Linked DNA regions of Homo sapiens: region 1 is linked to region 2. The links are chromatin contacts, found by Hi-C or POLR2A ChIA-PET in ENCODE. All regions are on one chromosome and are shown on one strand. The core of a region is the stretch at or near the end of the contact, and the rest is flanking DNA. Distances in the headings are between cores, read along the strand shown.

What was found. A loop is a pair of places that touch in the nucleus more often than their neighbours do. ChIA-PET counts read pairs that join two places held with the same protein, here RNA polymerase II (POLR2A).
Region 1: a map of transverse colon shows a loop between it and region 2 (22-fold over the local background). The contact joins the enhancer-like site here to the promoter of YWHAE in region 2. A Hi-C loop is called at or near these places in 1 of 168 maps with a recorded cell type or tissue (transverse colon). POLR2A ChIA-PET finds 5 or more read pairs at or near these places in 1 of 52 experiments (WTC11).

What each region holds. Positions count from the first base shown.
Region 1 is chr17:5,328,835-5,331,534 of GRCh38, reverse strand. All of the region lies in intron 2 of RABEP1 (rabaptin, RAB GTPase binding effector protein 1), which reads right to left. Among named protein-coding and RNA genes, the nearest start is that of RABEP1, 48 kb to the right of the region's middle. Within about 2 kb of position 1,379, at least 3 of the 41 ENCODE cell types and tissues checked have a DNase peak (open chromatin) inside an H3K27ac peak, as active enhancers do.
Region 2 is chr17:1,398,935-1,401,634 of GRCh38, reverse strand. YWHAE (tyrosine 3-monooxygenase/tryptophan 5-monooxygenase activation protein epsilon) reads left to right here and starts at 1,413. Exons shown (of 6, transcript NM_006761.5): 1 at 1,413-1,588. The coding sequence starts at 1,525. RefSeq lists enhancers at 915-1,552, 1,553-2,190, 2,191-2,700.

The sequences.
Region 1 (2,700 bases), core at 130-2,629, 3.9 Mb before region 2:
AGCACATGGCAGTGACTAGACGTATGTTCTTTAAAGTTAGCATTAATTTCTCGGCTCCCTCTTACCATCTTTTAAATACTAAGTTGATGTAATGTGCCTACTACATGGTTTAAGCCCAGGCAGAACATATGTTTGGCCAAACTAACTTCAAAAAAAAGATGAACTTATCAACAGTATACAGGGATGTGTGATTGTTTTCCCATACCCTTAACAACAGTCACTATTTTCCATCTTTTAAAAATTCTTGTAAATATCATGGGTAGCAAATGGTCACTTTAATCTACATTTTCCCTGTTAATAAGGAGTTTGAGCATCTTCTCATATATGTACTAGTGACTCATTTCCTCTTTGGTGACATTCTTTACATTTGCTTCTAATGAATGATTTTCCTTCTGATCTGTAAGAGCATTTTATATATTCTGGATATTAAGTCTGTCTTCTCTTACAAAACTTTTCCCAGTCAGCCGCTGTGTTTCTTTAAAAAAAAAAAAAAAAAAAAAAAAAAAAGTTAAGAGATAGGGTCTCAATTGTCGCACAGGCTGGAGTGCAGTGACGCAAACATAGACCACTATAACCTCAAATTCCTGGGCTCAAGCGATCCCCCCACCTCAGCCTCCTGAGTAGCTAGGACTGCAGGCATGCACCATCACGCCCGGCTAATTTTTGAAATTTCTTGTAGAGACAAAGTTTCACTACGCTGCCCAGGCTGGTCTTGGCCTCCTGGGCTGAAATGATCCTCCCGCCTCAGCCTCCCAAAGCGTTGGGATTACAGGTGTGAGCCACCGCGCCCGGCCTTAACTTACGCCTTTTAGCATCTAAAGTTGTAAGGTATTTATGAAAAAAAAAATTCTTCATCTTTGTAAAAGTATCAATTTCCTCTCCAAAGCACAATAACTGAGCCAAACTGACCATGAAAATAAACTGATTTAAGGTCTAATTCTACCGCTAACCAGCTGTATGACTTTAAGGAAATCACAAGATTCTCAAGCCTCAGTTTCCTCATGAAGACAGTGGCAATACTTTCTTGCATAAATTTCTAACTACTTATAAAAATCCAATAGTAAAATAAGAGAACTTTTAAACGTTGTGAAATGTTCATTGTTATCACAGGAGTTAATGATTTGGTAGTCAAAGTCACAGAGGGAAACACCTAGTCATGCTAAGTTGTTTTGAAATCTTTACTCTCTCAACATCAGTTTCCATCACTCTTAAAATATTTTGAATCTCTAGCCAAAGACAGTTTTAAGAACATTAATTAAAAAAGTAATTGTGTGAAGTCCCTTAAAGACAGACACCTGGGAAGTTGTGGTAGGCATGCAAATAGACAGACCCAGAAAGATGTAAACACGTGAAACCACAAAGGAAAAGTTTATGTGTGTCAACTCTGTATTCTGAGTGTTAAACTGTTTCATAAAATGTGAAAAAAGAAAAAGCATTATTTCTGGGATACTTTATTCATTTTTGGGTACTACAATTTTATCAAGGCTCAAGTTTATACACTTAACAGGTCCTCATGCTAATTACCTCTGGTACTTTTGATTTGCTGGAGATTACCCAGAGCTATTCACTACCATGTTGTCATTATGAACAGAAAAACTGTAAACAAATACCAAGCCTAAATATCCATTTTTGGCACTTAAAAGTGAAATAGAGAGCCTGGAGGAAGACTTGGTCAACAGTAACTTTAGTTATATATATATATATATATATATATATGAACATATATATGAATGTTATATTTATATATATAAATACAAAAAAACAGGAGACAGAAATTTAAAATAAAGTTAGAAAATCTTAATTTTTTGTAGTAAAGCATTTCAAACATTATGTTTGCCAACAGTAGGAGTTCTAACATTCGTTTATTGCTTTTACTGCTGTATATGTAATTATTAAGATTTTCAAACATATTCAAAAGTTGAGGGTATACTACAACAATCCTTCATATAGCTTTCACCAAGACTCAAAAGGTATTAAGATTTGCCATGCTTATTTATTTTTTTGAGACGGAGTCTCGCTCTTGTTGCCCAGGCTAGAGTGCAGTGGCACGATCTTGGCTCACTGCAACCTCTGCCTCCCGGGTTCAACAGATTGTCCTGCTTCAGCCTCCCAAGTAGCTGGGATTACAGGCGCGTGCCACCACGCCCAGCTAATTTTTGTATTTTTTAGTAGAGACGGGGTTTCGCCTTGTTGGCCAGGCTTGTCTTGAACTCCTGACCTCAGGTGATCGCCCGCCTCAGCCTCCCAAAGTGCTAGGATTACAGGCGTGAGCCACCACACCCAGCCTGCCATGCTTATTTAAACTATCCTTTTTCTTTCCTGTAGTATTTTAAAGCAAGCCCCAGAAATACTACATTATCTAACGTACTGTACAGATGCATCTCTAAAAATATGGACAGTTTCTTATATAAACAAAGTACCACTGTCACACAAAACAAAATTAACAACTGCCTGATAACTAATACCAAATCTCTGGTAAAACTTCTCCAATTGACAAAAAAAAAAAAAAAAAAAAGTCTTTCTGAATATTTGTTTAAATTAAGATCAAAACAAGATTCAAGTACTTCATTTGGTTATACTAATAATTTATTTTTTTTTTTTTGAGACAGTCTCACTCTGTCGCCCAGGCTGGAGTGCAGTGGCGCAACCTCTGCCGCCCAGGTTCAAGTGATTCTCCTGCCTCAGCCTCCCGAGTAGCTG
Region 2 (2,700 bases), core at 164-2,663:
CCCTCATCTAACAAATTCCCTGCTCCTATTCATAGTGGGCCTAGGGAGGGAAAAAGGTTAAACAGGAGAAGACAAAGATCAGTGTGAGGGGAAAGTTGAGGCGTGAAAACTGGAGCTCCCCTGTCCCTGACAACTGTAACAGGGCCCAGTTCGTTTTTTTTCTTTTTCTTTGTTTTGAGACAGAGTTGTGCTCTTGTTGCCCAGGCTGGAGTGCAATGGTGTGCTCTCGGTTCACTGCACCCTCCCACTCCCGGGTTCAAGCGATTCTCCTGCCTCAGCCTCTGGAGTAGCTGGGATTACAGGCATGCACCACCACGCCCAGCTAATTTTTGTATATATATATAATTTTTCTTTTGAAACACAGTCTCACACTGTCGCCTGGGCTGGAGTGCAATGGGAGGATCTCGGCTCACTGTAACCTCCGCCTCCCGGGTTCAAGAGATTCTCCTGCCTCAGCCTCCTGAGTAGCTGGGATGACAGGCATGCACCACCATGCCAAGCTAATTTTTTGTATTTTTAGTAGAGACGGGGTTTCACTATATTGGCCAGGCTGGTCTCGAACTCCTGACCTTGTGATCCTCCCGCCTTGGCCTCCCAAAGTGCTGGGATGACAGGCATGAGCCGCCGCGCCCGGCCAGGGCCCGGTTCGTTACCCTGAGTCTAAAAGTGTCTGAAAAAGGCCCATGACCAGGCTTGGCCGAGAAAACTAGGACGTGGGCTGGGCGCGGTGGCTCACCCCTGGAATCCCAGCGCTTTGGGAGGCCGAGGGGGGGCGGATCATCTGAGGTCGGGAGTTCGAGACCAGCCTGGCCAACATGGTGAAACCCCATCTCTATTAAAAATACAAAAGCTGGGGGTGGTGGCGGGGGCCTGAAATCCCAGCTACTCGAGAGGCTGAGGCAGCAGAATCACTTGAACCCGGGAAGGCGGACGTTGTGGTAACCCGAGATCGCACCACTGCACTCCAGCCTGGGGAACAAGAGGGAAACTCCGTCTCAAAAAGAAAAAAGAAAAAAGAAAAAAGAAAAGAAAACCAGGGCGCGGTAGTGACAGCCTCAGATTTCGGGAAAGAAGACCTGCCATGACAGAAACCGTTACAGCCTCCGTCGTTCTTTTCCGCAGGTCGGGCCTCGGGCCCCGGTCTGACCCAGGTCTCTCGCTGGCTTTTTTCAGGAGCAGTCCCGGCCGGCCCCGCCTCAGCCCTTCTCGTTCCCCGGGGGCCGCTCCCTTTCGGCAGTCGCAGTTCCCGCCTCTGGGCTCCGGCGCCCGCTGAGCCGACAGAGGAGAGGCGTCTCGTGCGCTCGTTCCAGCCGCTTCGGGCGCCGAGTTCCAGGACCCGCCCCCCGCGCCAGTTGCCAGGGAGCGGTTGCCATAGAGCTGAGCAGTTGTCCGCGTGCGCAGGCGGAAGTCCCGGATTGAGGCGCCGCCATTTTTGCTGCCCGGACGCGGAGCGAGAGGCTGAGAGAGTCGGAGACACTATCCGCTTCCATCCGTCGCGCAGACCCTGCCGGAGCCGCTGCCGCTATGGATGATCGAGAGGATCTGGTGTACCAGGCGAAGCTGGCCGAGCAGGCTGAGCGATACGACGGTGAGTTGGGGGGGCAACGGGGGGCTGGAATTCTCGGACCCTCTGCCGCCGCCCACAGAGGCCGGGAACAGGAGACAAAATGGCGGCATCGTCTGCGAGCCTGGCCCGGGGGCTTGGGTTCGGGAAGCAGGAAATGGCCTGGGAGCTCCCGGGGCGATGGGAGGCTCTATGCCCTGGAATGTGACCCCTTCGCCGTCCTTAACTGCAAACAACTCGCGGGCCGGGAGGCCGGGGCGACGGGGTGGAGGAGTTGGTTGTAAAATGGCGGCTGGGGGGAGGGCGAGTCCCGGGGCGGGGGAGGGGGAGGAGATGGCGGGTGCTGTCTCCGAACGAGCCACCCTCATGGGAGCTTCTGGGACGGCCTTGGGATGTGGAGAACAATTGGGTGGGGTGACGGGGGAAGCAGCACCCGCCACATGGGAGAGAGCGAAGACCGGGAGCTGTAGCGCGGGCGCCTTTCAGGGAAATATGGCGGGTGGGGGCGGTGGCTTTTCCCCGGAGGCCCCGTGTGGGGCGGCGGCCGTGGAGTCTCACAAAGGAGGACCTTTGAGAGCGATGGGCTTCCTCAGGCCTGAGGTGGGGGACAGTCGTGGATGATGGTGGGGGGAGAGGGGTGAGTGGGAATCACTGCAGTTCGTCTTCGGGCGGTGGCAGGCTCCCATGCTGCGATCGGGTTTCTTTCCCGTAGGCCGGCACCTCGTAGTGAGGGGTTTCGGGGCTTTTCCTCCTCGTCGTCTTCTGGGGAGGCCCAGAAAATCCTCACTCCCTCCCTTTCCTCAGACTTAAAACAGGAGATCTCGAAGTTCCTGTAACCTTTCTCTGGCTCCATCACCCGTGGGTTCTGATGGATAGAACCAGGAGGCCACGACTCTGAGAGTTCGAGCCTTTGTAGAGCCCGAGCCTCCGTCCCCCCGTTTGTAAAAACGATGACTTTACAGTTTGTGCGCACCGTGATGACAAATGGGAAGACCTGTTGAAATAAAGTTATTTCCAATAGTGTTCAGTAACTGTATTTTGGTTGACTCTGCAGGCTCGGAATGCTGGTCTGTACTTCGTGGGGGATCTTAACCTATTCCAGGCGCTCGGCTGAGGCTGGGTTTTTTGAGTTATGA